2 separate regions of the Mus musculus genome follow, and region 1 is linked to region 2. Evidence: chromatin contacts called from ENCODE Hi-C or POLR2A ChIA-PET data. All regions are on one chromosome and are shown on one strand. The core of a region is the stretch at or near the end of the contact, and the rest is flanking DNA. Distances in the headings are between cores, read along the strand shown. Region 1 holds the start of Rad51b (RAD51 paralog B). Region 2 holds the start of Rdh11 (retinol dehydrogenase 11).

Region 1 (6,455 bases), core at 32-2,531, 110 kb after region 2:
CATTCCCTCCTGAACATTTTGTCAGGCTACAAATCTCTAGGTTGGTGGATGCCTTGGTAAGGATGAAAACTCCCTTGGTTAGAGCCTTCTGTTAAGACAGAGGCTAAAGATTAGGGGATCAATCTGGGACTGAACTGTGGAGCCGGGAGGCTGGGGGACAGGGATGCTCCCCCTAGCGGGGTCGTGGACAGCACCCTCGCAATCTTCCCTGCGCCTTACACTCACCTGCTCCGGGAGTCGAATGCATTTTCCCGTCCAGAGCAGCCATGTTTGATCCCGGTCAGGTGACAAGTCCCATTGCGAAGAGTGGTGGAACGGGCGGCGATGACGAAAGAGAGCGCCACTCTTATTGGCTCAGGAGAAGCAAGATGCAAATCAAGTGCCGTGTTTGTTTGAATCACGTGATGCCACCTGATTGCTACGGGGACTCTAAGGAAGAGTTAGATCCGCTAGCTACAGGACTGAGGACTCTCCCTAATTATGATTGCTCCTTCTCGCAACATCCACAGTTATTCATTTCGGGGGAGCTGGGGCCAGGAATATCTGTGTTCCACGCTCCGTACCCGCCACTGTTTTGTTTTGTTTTTGATGTCAACATTTTCTCCGTGCCAACCAGTGATAGATGATAGGTTAGCCACAGGAATTCTGGATCTTCCTGTATCATTATTCTATCTAATTCTATCGTGTGTATATCATATATAATTATATATCCATCGAAAGACTGAGGTCGGTACAAAGGAGTTGCAAACGAAAACAAAGAGTGAGCAAAGGCTTTTCACAAATCATGTAATCAAGTCAGTTCTTAAGTTTATTAGTTTTTCTTAACGCAGCTGTTTTAAATACGAAACCTACTTGACTTCTTTTATTTTTTCAACTAAACTGAGTGGTTCTTTTTCAATGTATTTTAGTTTGAGACGCTTTAGTTAGTATTTCCCGGACATTTTCACCATCTAAATGTGTTGAACAGTGCAAAGGAAACACAAAACTCTCATCCCAAAACGGGAATAGGGCATATTGCCCACCCTTTTTCCAACCCCTCAGCCCCCCAAAAGAACCTTCTCTGGCCCAGGAAATAACTTTAAAATGCGATTCACTGAGGAAAAGAATTTCCAGTCAGGGTTTTCCCTCCTCTACATTCGTCTTGAAAGGTTCCGCTCCTCGATTTAAGCAATCACTACAAAGGAAAAATTTAATTAGATTAACCTTCGAGACTGAACTACAATTCCCAAAATACAGCTGGGCTAACCCGAGATTTTCCTGCTTCTGATTGGATAAGTCGCCAGAGTACCAACCAACCAGAGCCCCAGATGTTGCTGCTCGCACTTTTCGCGGGTAATTGTGTGAGGGTGGGGGAAACTTTGAAAGTTCCACGCTGCTGACCTGGTACTGGAGTTTTCTGAGGGGGCAGTTGTGGGGAGGAAGGTGTGTTCATTATCTTGTGCTCCCTCTTGGAGCCTGTGGCTGTTGATACCGGGGTCGCGGAGAGTCCTGCGTGTTGAGCACGTACTCTGTAACGGGGCTCGTCCCTGGAACCCGGACGGGGTCCTGGAGCTTCCGACTTCCTCTAGGGAGGCGAGTGATGCTTGTAAGGTGCTCTGTTTTATTAGGAAGTTTTGCGTCAGGTTTTCTAACTCTTGATACTTCTTCCTCCGCTCTTGGGCAAATTAGGCATCCGGGCAAGTTTAGGGACTGTCAAACTTGTGGTGTTAAGAGCGCGGAATCTGGAGTCAGATCTCTGGATTCGAATGTTGGCTCGATCCCTTGGCTAGTTCGTGTGTTTATTAAAAACATCCGAAGCATTTAAAACTAGTGTCTGGCGCATAATAATGGCCCAATAAATAAATTAACCCCTCAGCCTCCTCAAAATAGCTGGGTTTTGTTGCTTCACTATTTTTATTGAGCGCCTAACAGAAATTCAGTCTGAGATGCTGTCTCCTCTGTCTCGTACGCGCTTACGCACACATCAGGAAGAAAGAAAAGCATACACTATAATAACGCACAGATCAGATTAAGGAAGAAATAAGTGCAAAGTGTGGAGATAGCACTCGAGAGGAAGTGACTGGTTGGCGAAGGGTTTGTGTGGAGAAATATGTGTTTGAGTAACCTAACCTAACGTTGTGGATAGTCACGTTAGAAGAATCACATGTCTATAATGAGTGCCTACCTTGAGCGTTATGCACCAGCTCTGGAGTAGAAATTAGAATCACCGTTGTTTTACACATGAGGACAACTTTGCTCGAAAGACAAGAGCTAAGTAAGAGATGCCCTTTTCAAGTTGAAAAAAAATATGATTGATCATAAAAGTTTGGAAGTTGTCATATGATGGTCCCATGAAGCATTTTAAGCAATGAAACTAACTTTTAAGGGAACTACTTTTAGTAGGATTGTGACATGCAACCTAATTTTTTTCAGACCAATTCGAGACTTCTCCCTGTCTATCTCAGTAGCACGTGCACATAGCAACTACAATACCTGTCACATAAATGTAGTTACTTGAATATATGTCTCTTCATTCTTCAATTGTAAGTATGCAAAAGGGAGGACATAAGCTTAGCATAGCATGTGCTTAATATTGGTGAAAGAAACAAATGAATAGAGAATGTTATATTTGGAGAGTTTATATTATATTTGGGAGAGTAGGGAAAAAACTTGAAGCCATAAGCAGAATCGAGGGCAAGTAGTGAGAGTGGTACTGTTAAATCAGAGTGATTATTGCTAAGGTCTTTGTAATTTGGGGTTGTAGGTGTTTTTTGTTTTTGTTGTTTGAGGGTCTGAATTTATTCGTTATATGATGTTATTGCCTGGAACTACCTTATCTGAGAAGCAGTAGGCAATAGAGTAGCGTATAAATGTTGGTAAATTTTCTCTTAAGGAAACAAATTATCCTTACAAAATTCCAACTGAAAGAAATAAAGAGAATGTATCTTGGTTTTGTGTGGAGAGAGGGAAGTAGAAGATGGGGGATGAAGAGAGAGAGGAGGGTTATTTATTGGGCTATATATAGTGTTGGTAGTAGGAATCTTAATTCTTGTGTGTAGTTTTGTTCTTTTGTGTATAGTTATTGATTATTACTTTATTCCATGGAATAATGAGTTCCTATTATTTCTGGAGGATATTTTGCCATTTCGATGAGACACACAGCCTCTTCTTTGCATGCAATATTACAGAGATTACAACAGTTCTAACTCCCTGAAGACAAATACTTCATGAGTCTCATTAGCTATCTAAGCTATAGGAAGAGCAGAATTTAATTCTACATGGAACAGTAAGAAGCTAGTATAATGAAGAATTTTATTGATATCACTTGATTGAAATTTGTTCTGACTCTTTAGAAAAAGCAAGGGTGAAATAAGATTTGTGATTCTACAGTAGTAATGGGTAAGAGGATAGGTCTCAGGACAAACTGCCTAATGAAACCCTAAATCTGTTATTTATTTATTTTCTGATGACAGTGGGATAACTGACATTTACACATTAGCTTTCTCATATGTAAAAAAGAACATTTTATTTTTATTATAGTCTGTCAAGAATATTAAATATAAGGTTTTGGAGCATGGTTGATATTTAGCAGATGTCTGTTCATTCTTGATCAGTATAGAGTTGCCACTTGGAAATGCATCTTGAAGATTACATAACCAGACAAAATTTGTTAGTAACACTCAGTGTCTTAAGATGTTATAAGTGACGGCTAGTCGTGGTAATCAACTTGATACTTGACCCTCAGGAGAAGAGGGATTGTCTCCATCGGATGGGCCTGTGAGCATATCTGTGGGGACGTTTTCTTGACTGCTAGTTGATGGAAAAGGGCTTGGCTCAGTGTCAGTGGTCCTTCTTATGGTGAGCAAGCTGGGGAAGCGTGCAGTAAGCAGTAGTCCTTTGTGGTCTCAGCTTCCTTTCTTTCTTTCTTTCTTTCTTTCTTTCTTTCTTTCTTTCTTTCTTTCTTCCTTCCTTCCTTCCTTTCTCTCTTTCTTTCTTTAGTTCGTTCGTTTGTTCATTCGTTCGTTTTTCGAGACAGGGTTTCTCTGTATAGCCCTGGCTGTCCTGGAACTCACTTTGTAGACCAGGCTGTCCTCGAACTCAGAAATCCGCCTGCCTCTGCCTCCCTGTGAGTGCTGGAATTAAAGGCATGCGCCACCCCGCCCGGCTTCTCAGCTTCCATTTCTGCTTCAAGCTCTTGCCTTCAGCTCCTGCCTTGGCTTTCTGAGACAAAGGCATATAATCTGTAAGCCAAATCAAACTTTTCTTCTCAACTTGCTTTTGGCCAGTGTTTTATTACAGCGACTAAAGGCAAACTAGACTACTATGTAAATGGGAAGCACTGTTAAAGTCAAGTAATAGCAAAAGATTACATGGCCTGGATTTTTTGAGGTTGCTTACTTTCTCTGTGTACCCGGTTGTAAGTGTCTTTCCTACTTTTTTTATTAGCATTTTTTTTCCATGTTTTGCTTTGCACATAGAGAAGTTTGAAGCACTTTATTTTGTAGGGTGTTTTGTATAATCTGTCCACCATCATTTTTATTGTTTTCTTATGTTTTTTCAAGATTCTTTGGGAGCCCTGGAAACATGAGCAGCAAGAAACTAAGACGAGTGGGTTTATCTCCAGAGCTGTGTGACCGTTTAAGCAGATACCAGATTGTTAACTGTCAGGTAACAGTCATGCACTTTTACTTCAATTTTATGCACAAATTAATTTTAATTGTAATTAGTAACTGTTAAACTCGGGTCAGAAAGATTTAGGGTTGTAGGGTGGGGGTTGGGGGAGGGCGATGCTGGGGACATGATGGCATCAGTAAAGTCCTTGCCATGTGAACATGAGGACTTGAGCTCAGATGCCAGCAGAGCCCTAAAAAGCCAGGCCCAGTCGTGTACACCTGAACTCCCAGCTCCAGGGAAGTAGAGACAAAAGAACTTACCAGGTAGCCAATCTAGCTAAACCGTGACCCCTAAGTTTGCCTCAGTGGTCAGACTGCAGAGATCATTTGAAGGAGCTTCCTAATCTTGACTTCTCCCCTCCACAGACAGAAAGGAAAAGCTCATTTGTACAGAAGTGAGTTAAACAGCGATGCTTTCCGTACGTGGCTCAGGTTGCGTTTCAGCTGGAATTTTATTTACCAAAGTCCAATATTTGTATTTTAGGCCGAAAATGGTCATAACGTAAGGAAGAATACCTCTTCCTTCTTTTGGAGGGGTTCCTGAGAAGTTTAATCCACTTAAAGATTGTTTTCAGCATCACTTGAGAAATAGGACTTAACTGAGATTACAGCGTGGCTGTATGAGATTGACAGTCAGCGTTATTATCATGACTTACTAATTCTGCGGTTTGAATCCCAGGCTGAGATGCTCTGCATCTGAATTCTATCCCCTGGCCCAGCAGTGTATCTTTAGGTTTGGCTTCATTAATGTATACAACAGAAGTTGCTTTTTTCCCTTTCCTTTTCCTTTCTTTTTTCCCACATGTTACATGTTCCACACGTATAATAATGAAAAAAGTCCCTCCTAAGAGGGAAAACAGGACTAAAGCTTTACCTTAGGATTCCTGTCTTTAGTAAACATATTTTTCACAACAAATAATTTTGGGGGGATTGATATTTTTCTTTCTTCTGTTAATACATTTAGTGATCATGTTTATATTTTAACTGGTTTTAAGAACATGAAGTGTTCTCTCAGTTGTCAAATAATTTTCTTTGAGTTAACTTTTAGCCTAGAAAACAAATAGTTTTGTTTTGTTTTTTTTGAGACAGGGTTTCTCTGTGTAGCCCTGGCTGTTCTGGAACTCACTGTAGACCAGGCTGGCCTCGAACTCAGAGATCCGCCTGCCTCTGGCTCCTGAGTGCTGGGATTAAAGGTGTTGTCCCCCCACTATCACGCCCCCCAGCTTCAAATCCTTTTTGAGCTGTTCTTCCTGGGCATACATTTGGACCTAAACTCAAGTGCAGCATTCATAAGAACTTGGACTGGGGTGCTGTTCGTGATGTTCTTTGGGCGTCTTCCCAGACACTGATGCATGCCATCTGGACTGTGTCATAGAGTAGAAAGAAAGACCGTGCCTCACGTGTCTGAGTTAAGGAGCACGGAAGCGTGAGGAAGCTCAGTGGTAGGATGTAAAAGAGGCATACATATATCTGCAATAAACAAGTTTAACTTCGTCCTAGAGGCAAACAGTGACAGCCCAAGTTTTCTGTTTTTTTTTTTTTTTGTTTTTTTTTTTTTTTTTCGAGACAGGGTTTCTCTGTGTAGCCTTGGCTGTCCTGGAACTCACTTTGTAGACCAGGCTGGCCTCGAACTCAGAAATCCGCCTGCCTCTGCCTCCCAAGTGCTGGGATTAAAGGCGTGCGCCACCACCGCCCGGCAAGTTTTCTGTTTTTTATTTGCTTTTAAATTTAAAAAGCCCACGATGAACATTTCTTTTTAATTATTATATCTTTGCTACACATGCATGTTAAACTATTTTTCTT
Region 2 (6,370 bases), core at 2,583-5,082:
TTGAGTTCTGATGTTTCTGCTACAGTTTCAGCTTTAGCTCTTGCTCACTGCTATAATTTTGGGGCTGGAGGAACTCTTTGGGAAGGATTCAGAAGTGTGGCCTTGTTGGAGAAGGTATGTTATTCGGGGTGGGCTATGAGATTTCAAAAGCCCACACCATTCCCAATTAGCTACTTCTTTCTGCCTCATGGTTGCAGATCCAGACAGTACTGCTTGACAGCCATGTCTGCCAACCTGCTGCCACGCTCCTTGCTCGCTATGACAGTCATGGACTCTAGCCTTCTGGAACTGGGAACCCCAAATTAAATACTTTCTTTTATATGTTGCCTTGTTCAGTGTCTCAGCATGGCAATAGTAAAGGAACTAAAACAGGCTCTCTTTTCATTTCTGCATCCTGAAGATGTCCCTTTGACATAAATCATATCCCAATGATTATAATATCGTCTCTCACCACTTACCAGCTAAGAAGTCTTTGGCAAAGGCTCGAATAGACTTGGTATCAGCTAGGTCCAGTTTCCGTACGAAGACCTGACTGTTCCCTGTGACGGCTTGGATCTCACGAGCCGCCAGTTCCCCCTTGTCCACATCCCGGCAAGCTAAATACACACGGGCTCCTGTCAACCAAACGAAGCAAAAAACCAGTCAGCTCTGGTTTCAAGTGGTTTGAGAGACTGAACACAGATGCTGAGTGCTCCTGACATTTTACAAAATCGGAATTTTTATCCCTTATTTCACGACCATGGTATCTGAAGCAACTTAGCAAAGAAAAAAATAATAAAAATGGTATTTGCTATTTTTTAAAGTTTTAAGTGCCCATTATATGTAGAACACCATACTAGATTCAGACTATAACAGGAAATTAATAAGGTACTTGGAGTGTTCTTACATTCTAAGTCTGGGAAGAAACAACCATCACTGTGAGGAGTAAAATATCAGCATAGGTGAGTTAGAAACATGTGCACTTGCCTCTTTGGGCCAGATCTTTAGCTGTCTCCTTCCCAATGCCTGTGTTAGCACCAGTGACTATGGCTACCTTCCCGGGAAGCTGAACATTAGATGTGCACACCCCACTGGACAGCATTTTCCTAGAAACACAAGAAAACATCAATCCTTCGTTATCCATTCCTGCCAAGGACTCCTGAAGCTACATTCTTCTTCCAATTCCAGGGCTGAGTTTGCTTTTATGGCTTCCAATGTTATTCTTTTATAAGGTTAAGTTAAAAAAAAAAAAAAAAGGCAAGGCCGGCAGGATGCCTTAGCAGTTAGGCATGCTTGCCTCTAAGCCTGTTGACATCAGTACAGTCTACAGGATCTATATGATAGAAAGTGAGGTTTGACTCCTCAAAGTTATCCTCTGACTTCCACATGCACGCCATAGTACACGCATGTGTACCCGTACCACCATATAATAACACACAGTAAATAAATATTAGGAAGTAAGGAATAAAGAAGACAGCTTTCTGCTCTTAGGCCAGGTATATACCACTCAGGAGATAGATGAGTTCGAGGCCAGCCTGGGTTACAACTGTCTCAAAAAGGAAAACAAAAATTTTATGCTCTTGTTTAAGGACAAAAAGTGATAGCATTTTAAAAACAAAAGTTAGATCTGGCTGAGTATGGTGGCCCATGCCTTTAATCCTAGCACTGGGGAAGCAGTGGCAGGCAGATTTCTAAGTTCAAGGCCAGTTTGGTCTAACATAGTGAGTTCCAGGACAGCCAGGGAGATATAGAGAGATTCCGTCTCAAATAACTGAAACAAAGTTATACCTGCTCCCCAAAGCACAAGACCTAGATAAGTGTTTGATTGGTCAGGCACCTGACTTCAGTTTAGTTTCCAATCAGGCATGCTTGGCTTAGGAAATCATAAGATTCAACCAAACAGAAGAAAAGTGGCCTTTCTATGCCAATCTGTGACAAACAGCATCTTATAATCTTAAGAAGGGCTAATCCAATTCAAAGAATAGAAATCATAAGCTTATGAATCTAGGTCAAAAATAAGAAAAAGATAGCCACATTCACACATTTAAAAACAAAAACAAAACATTTAAGAATGAGACAAGGGCTAGGAATATAACAGGGTAAGCATACATAGTTTACCCAGATGCCAAGCCCTGGGTTTGACTACTGACATCACACATTAATATCAGAACAACAACAACAAAACAACAACAGAGCAGAGTTCCAGCAGAGTGAGGATCCATACGTTTGTCTGGTTGGAGTCCTTGCACCTGTGCGTAGGCTTTGCTGGCCTTTCCAAATGGATGAAGCACAAACACAACCCTCAGATTTTCCTCTTCTCTTCTCAATTTTAGGACTAAAAGGATCTGTTGACTCAGAAGTGCGTTTTTAAGGAGCATTTCAACCATTCCACTAAACTTGTTATCTGCAAGCAGCCACTACTTAAGACAAACTAACTTGTGGTACCCAAAGGAACCTCTCTCTCCTCAGCGATCAAGGCCCCTGGCTCTGTGTCTCACGTCCCTTCAGACTGAACTTCAACACTGACAAATCCTGGGGACCAGGAATTGGCTCTTCCTCCTTCCTCTGTCATCATCGAAAACAAGAAATCAACTTTGAAAGCGCAGCTCTGGCCCCACTCTCCCATGCTGGCTCCAACGGGGATAGTAGAGTCCTTAGAGTGCTCGCTTCTAAGACACATTTCACTGGATGTAGCTCCGGTTCATGTTTTGTTGAGATTCTATATGGATATGAAGATCTTGTGGTAAAAAGAAACCCAAGTTTTTACCTGAGTACAAGGCCCATGTGTGCCTACTTATGGGAGCTGTAAGTATTCAGAGAGGAGAGGGGAAAAATGAAAGTAGCCACCAGAGAGAGAAGAAAAAGCAAAAAGAGTGGGAAGTAGGTCTTGGAAGAAAAAATGTTGGTCATGGTAAGAAATGACAGAAGGATGGCACAGCCTCAGCTCCAATAGGAACTATGGCCACGCCCAGAAAGAAGGTGGCGTTTATTACTGGTCCACCGTCACTCCTGGTGACTTACTCAGAACCAATCAGTGGACTGCCCCTTGTGGTAGCCTGCCGCTGATTCTCAGGTGATTACACACACCTCCAGGTTTGGGCTGACCTGACACTTAATTAAGAAACCATCCTTTGACCACGTGGTTCTTCTCCTGGCTCCTAGTAATCTAATTAGGGCAAACAAGCACGTGTTCCTACTCCGAAGGACAATGAATCTTCCCCTTCAGTTGTCACAAACACCTAAACAAGTGAATAACGGCAACAAGGAAGCATGCCCCAGATAACATTGGCATCGGGTTCAGAGAGCAAAAAGTGCAACCCTCCTGTAGTACCTCAAGGGCTGGAGACAAATAGTTAGACAAAGGCTGGTTCAAAGCTTGGGAGTGGAGAAAACAGTTAGAATCTAAAGCCCGCCATACTCAGCGGCTTCCCGAAGCTAGAGAGCAAATAGTGCTAGAGGAAATAAGGTAGGCCAGAAAGAGCAATACAGGATGATGGAGACCTGGAGCGCTTTTACGACCACCTGGGGTCTGACGTCTGGCCGTGCCCACATCCAGGGCACCAGGATCTCGCCTACAGTCCAGTAAACTCCAGATCTTTGCTACCTTAAAGGGCTTCTCAGTCCTTTCCTAGTCTTTCTTTACGGGGGCTAGGGAGAGGGCTTCAGTAGGGATTTTTTATCTTCTCTAAAAGACCTGGCAAGAAAAAGCAACATTCGCACAGACCTGATTTTTGGCGTGACCAAGTACAGGATGAAGGGAAGAGAGAGCAGAAGCAGGAATCCGAACATCTCAGCACCACCGAAGCGCAGTTGAAGTTGATGCTCTAAAGAGGACAGCGGGACTTATGGCTTCTGATCCTAGACACACCCCGGTTCAACTGCAACCGCCAGGGAGCAAAGCCCTCTGGGAAATGTAGTCCTGGATTTGGCGGCCGCCTGGCGGTGATACATTCAGAGTATACTTCCAAGCACTATGAAAAGTTGAATAACACAACCGTGGAGCAATGGTCTTCAGTGGTCCAGGGCCTAGGCCTGTGGGATCGTTGAGCCAGCCCTTCTACCACTCCTCTGGCCACTAATTGACTCTTTGGAAGTCTCGCGGGTTTGCTATCTCCTGGAGCCCAAGTCCAGTGTTTGGTTCAATTTTCCCCAATCATTATTAGGAAATTACATTTTGTCTGGGAGACAGCGTCTGGAAAGTATTCTGAGGTTAATTACAAAGGGCAGGAGCCGTTAGTCGGACAGTTGGTGTGGCGGAAGATGTCCTTCCTCAGAGATGACCTTTGCCCTATGGGGCAAAGCAAGTTAAGACCTCCTAGAGAGTCACGGTTGTGTGTACTTCGATCTATGATAGTATCCTTCATAATTTCCCAAGCCCTTGGTTGTTATTTGATAATAAAATAGTTTCTTGGATGACTATATCATGTATTACTCTTCAAGGAAACAATGCATTTCTCAGATTGGCACAGTTGGTTTTATCACTTTGTCAAAGAGTTTAATCCCGTCTTGAACTAAGGCCAGGAACATTTCTTTGGGAAAAGGCAAACTCCCTGTTCAAACTTTTCTTTCCTTTGAGGTGTACCTCATGGGGATAAACATGAGTTATCATGTTTAACAAGTTTTAAAAGTCATTGTCTGTGGTTTCCCACCTTCACTATTCAGTTTCTGGTTCATTTGCATAATTAATTTCCATTCATTGGAAGATACCTGTTCCACAGTCAAGTTGGAGCCATATACTGTATAGCACCTGGGAAGAAGACATATTCTTACAGATTTAGTATTGGATTATCTAGTAATCATCAGCATTTAACGCTTTCTTAGTGTCTAGTATGTAGAGAGCAGCTCACAGCTCAAAGAAAAAAGTCTTTTACGTATTCTGTTTCTTATTCATTTTATACATGTTTAACAGTATTTCTACAATAAACTGGTGTAGTCTCTGAGAGGTGACACAGACAGCTGTGAAGTACTGCTTCAGGAGTTGTCAAAGCTGCAGCTTTCTCCTTCCTGCTTCAACCTTCAGCCTTCTTGAGACAACTCTTTGGGGATCAGTGAGAAAGAAAAGAGAGAGGGGGTGGTGGGGAAGAATTATAAACACACACACATACATTCACACATGTGACAGATAGAGCAAGGCTCCAACCATTTTTCATACATACATACATACAGACAGACAGACAGACAGACAGATATATACTTACTTATATACATATACACATATACATATACATATACAGACAGACAGACATATATTTATATACACATTCACATACACATATACATATACATACAGGCAGGCCCACACCCAGATAACTTTCTAGTAGCATATTGATGACTTGCTCATAGCTGCCCCAGATGAAGAAACTTGCTGTTTGGCAACTTATGCCTTGCTCAGAGAGTTAGACCAGATGAGATATCAAATGTCTGTGAGGAAAGTGCAGCTCTGCCAAAATGATGTAACATACCTTGGGGAAAAACCAAGGCGGGGGGGGGGGGTGGACAGGCAACATCTGCTATCCCAGGCTAGCAAAGGAACGATTCTCAACATTTCAGTCCCCAAGACCTGGTATCAAATTTGTGAGTTCCTGCAGTCTCTGAGTACCAGGATTCACAGAGATTGCAAAGCCTTTCTACGAGGCCACTAGGGGGCAGGAGAGTGTCTTAAACTGGACTCCCCAAATGGACAAAGCTTTTCAGTCTCAAGGAATGAACTACTTGAAGCCCCAGCACTTGCCCTGCCAGACAGCTACAAGCCTTTCAACTTGTATGTAGATGAAAACAAAGGCATAGCCAAAGGGTATTGATCAGACCCTGGGTCCTTGGAAGAGACCAGGTGCCTATCTGCCTAAGAAGTTGGACCCTGTCTCACGAGGCTTGGCCAGCTTACCTACGTATTGTGGCAGCTGCTGTTTTGCTGGTCAAGGACACAGATAAAACCACCTTGTGGCTGACGTCATTTTTCTTCACCTACAATCCATAACCTGGGCACTACTCCTCTGGCTTTGCCACATAAAACTCCTGGTGCTCCCAGTCAGAATGGCTAAGATCAAAAATTCAGGTGACAGCAGATGCTGGCAAGGATGTGGAGAAAGAGGAACACTCCTCCATTGTTGGTGGGATTGCAAGCTTGTACAACCACTCTGGAAATCAGTCTGGCGGTTCCTCAGAAAATTGGACATAGTACTACCGGAGGATCCCGCAATACCTCTCCTGGGCATATATCCAGAAGATGTCCCAACCGGTAAGAAGGACACATACTCCACTATGTTCATAGCAGCCTTATTTATAATAGCCAGAAGCTGGAAAGAACCCAGATGCCCCTCAACAGAGGAATGGATACAAAAAAAAAATGTGGTACATTTACACAATGGAGTACTACTCAGCTATTAAAAAG

What was found. A loop is a pair of places that touch in the nucleus more often than their neighbours do. ChIA-PET counts read pairs that join two places held with the same protein, here RNA polymerase II (POLR2A).
Region 1: a loop to region 2 is called in a map of regulatory T cell, with 3 times the contacts of the local background. The contact joins the promoter of Rad51b here to the promoter of Rdh11 in region 2. A Hi-C loop is called at or near these places in 3 of 37 maps with a recorded cell type or tissue (T-helper 17 cell, T-helper 2 cell and regulatory T cell). POLR2A ChIA-PET finds 5 or more read pairs at or near these places in 1 of 5 experiments (embryonic stem cell).

The regions. Positions count from the first base shown.
Region 1 is chr12:79,296,001-79,302,455 of GRCm38, forward strand. It overlaps Rad51b (RAD51 paralog B), which reads left to right and starts at 1,282. Exons shown (of 11, transcript NM_009014.3): 1 at 1,282-1,332; 2 at 4,542-4,647. The coding sequence starts at 4,564. It overlaps Zfyve26 (zinc finger, FYVE domain containing 26), which reads right to left and starts at 282. Exons shown (of 42, transcript NM_001008550.1): 1 at 226-282.
Region 2 is chr12:79,188,023-79,194,392 of GRCm38, forward strand. It overlaps Rdh11 (retinol dehydrogenase 11), which reads right to left and starts at 3,833. Exons shown (of 7, transcript NM_021557.6): 1 at 3,704-3,833; 2 at 967-1,085; 3 at 459-614. The coding sequence starts at 3,768.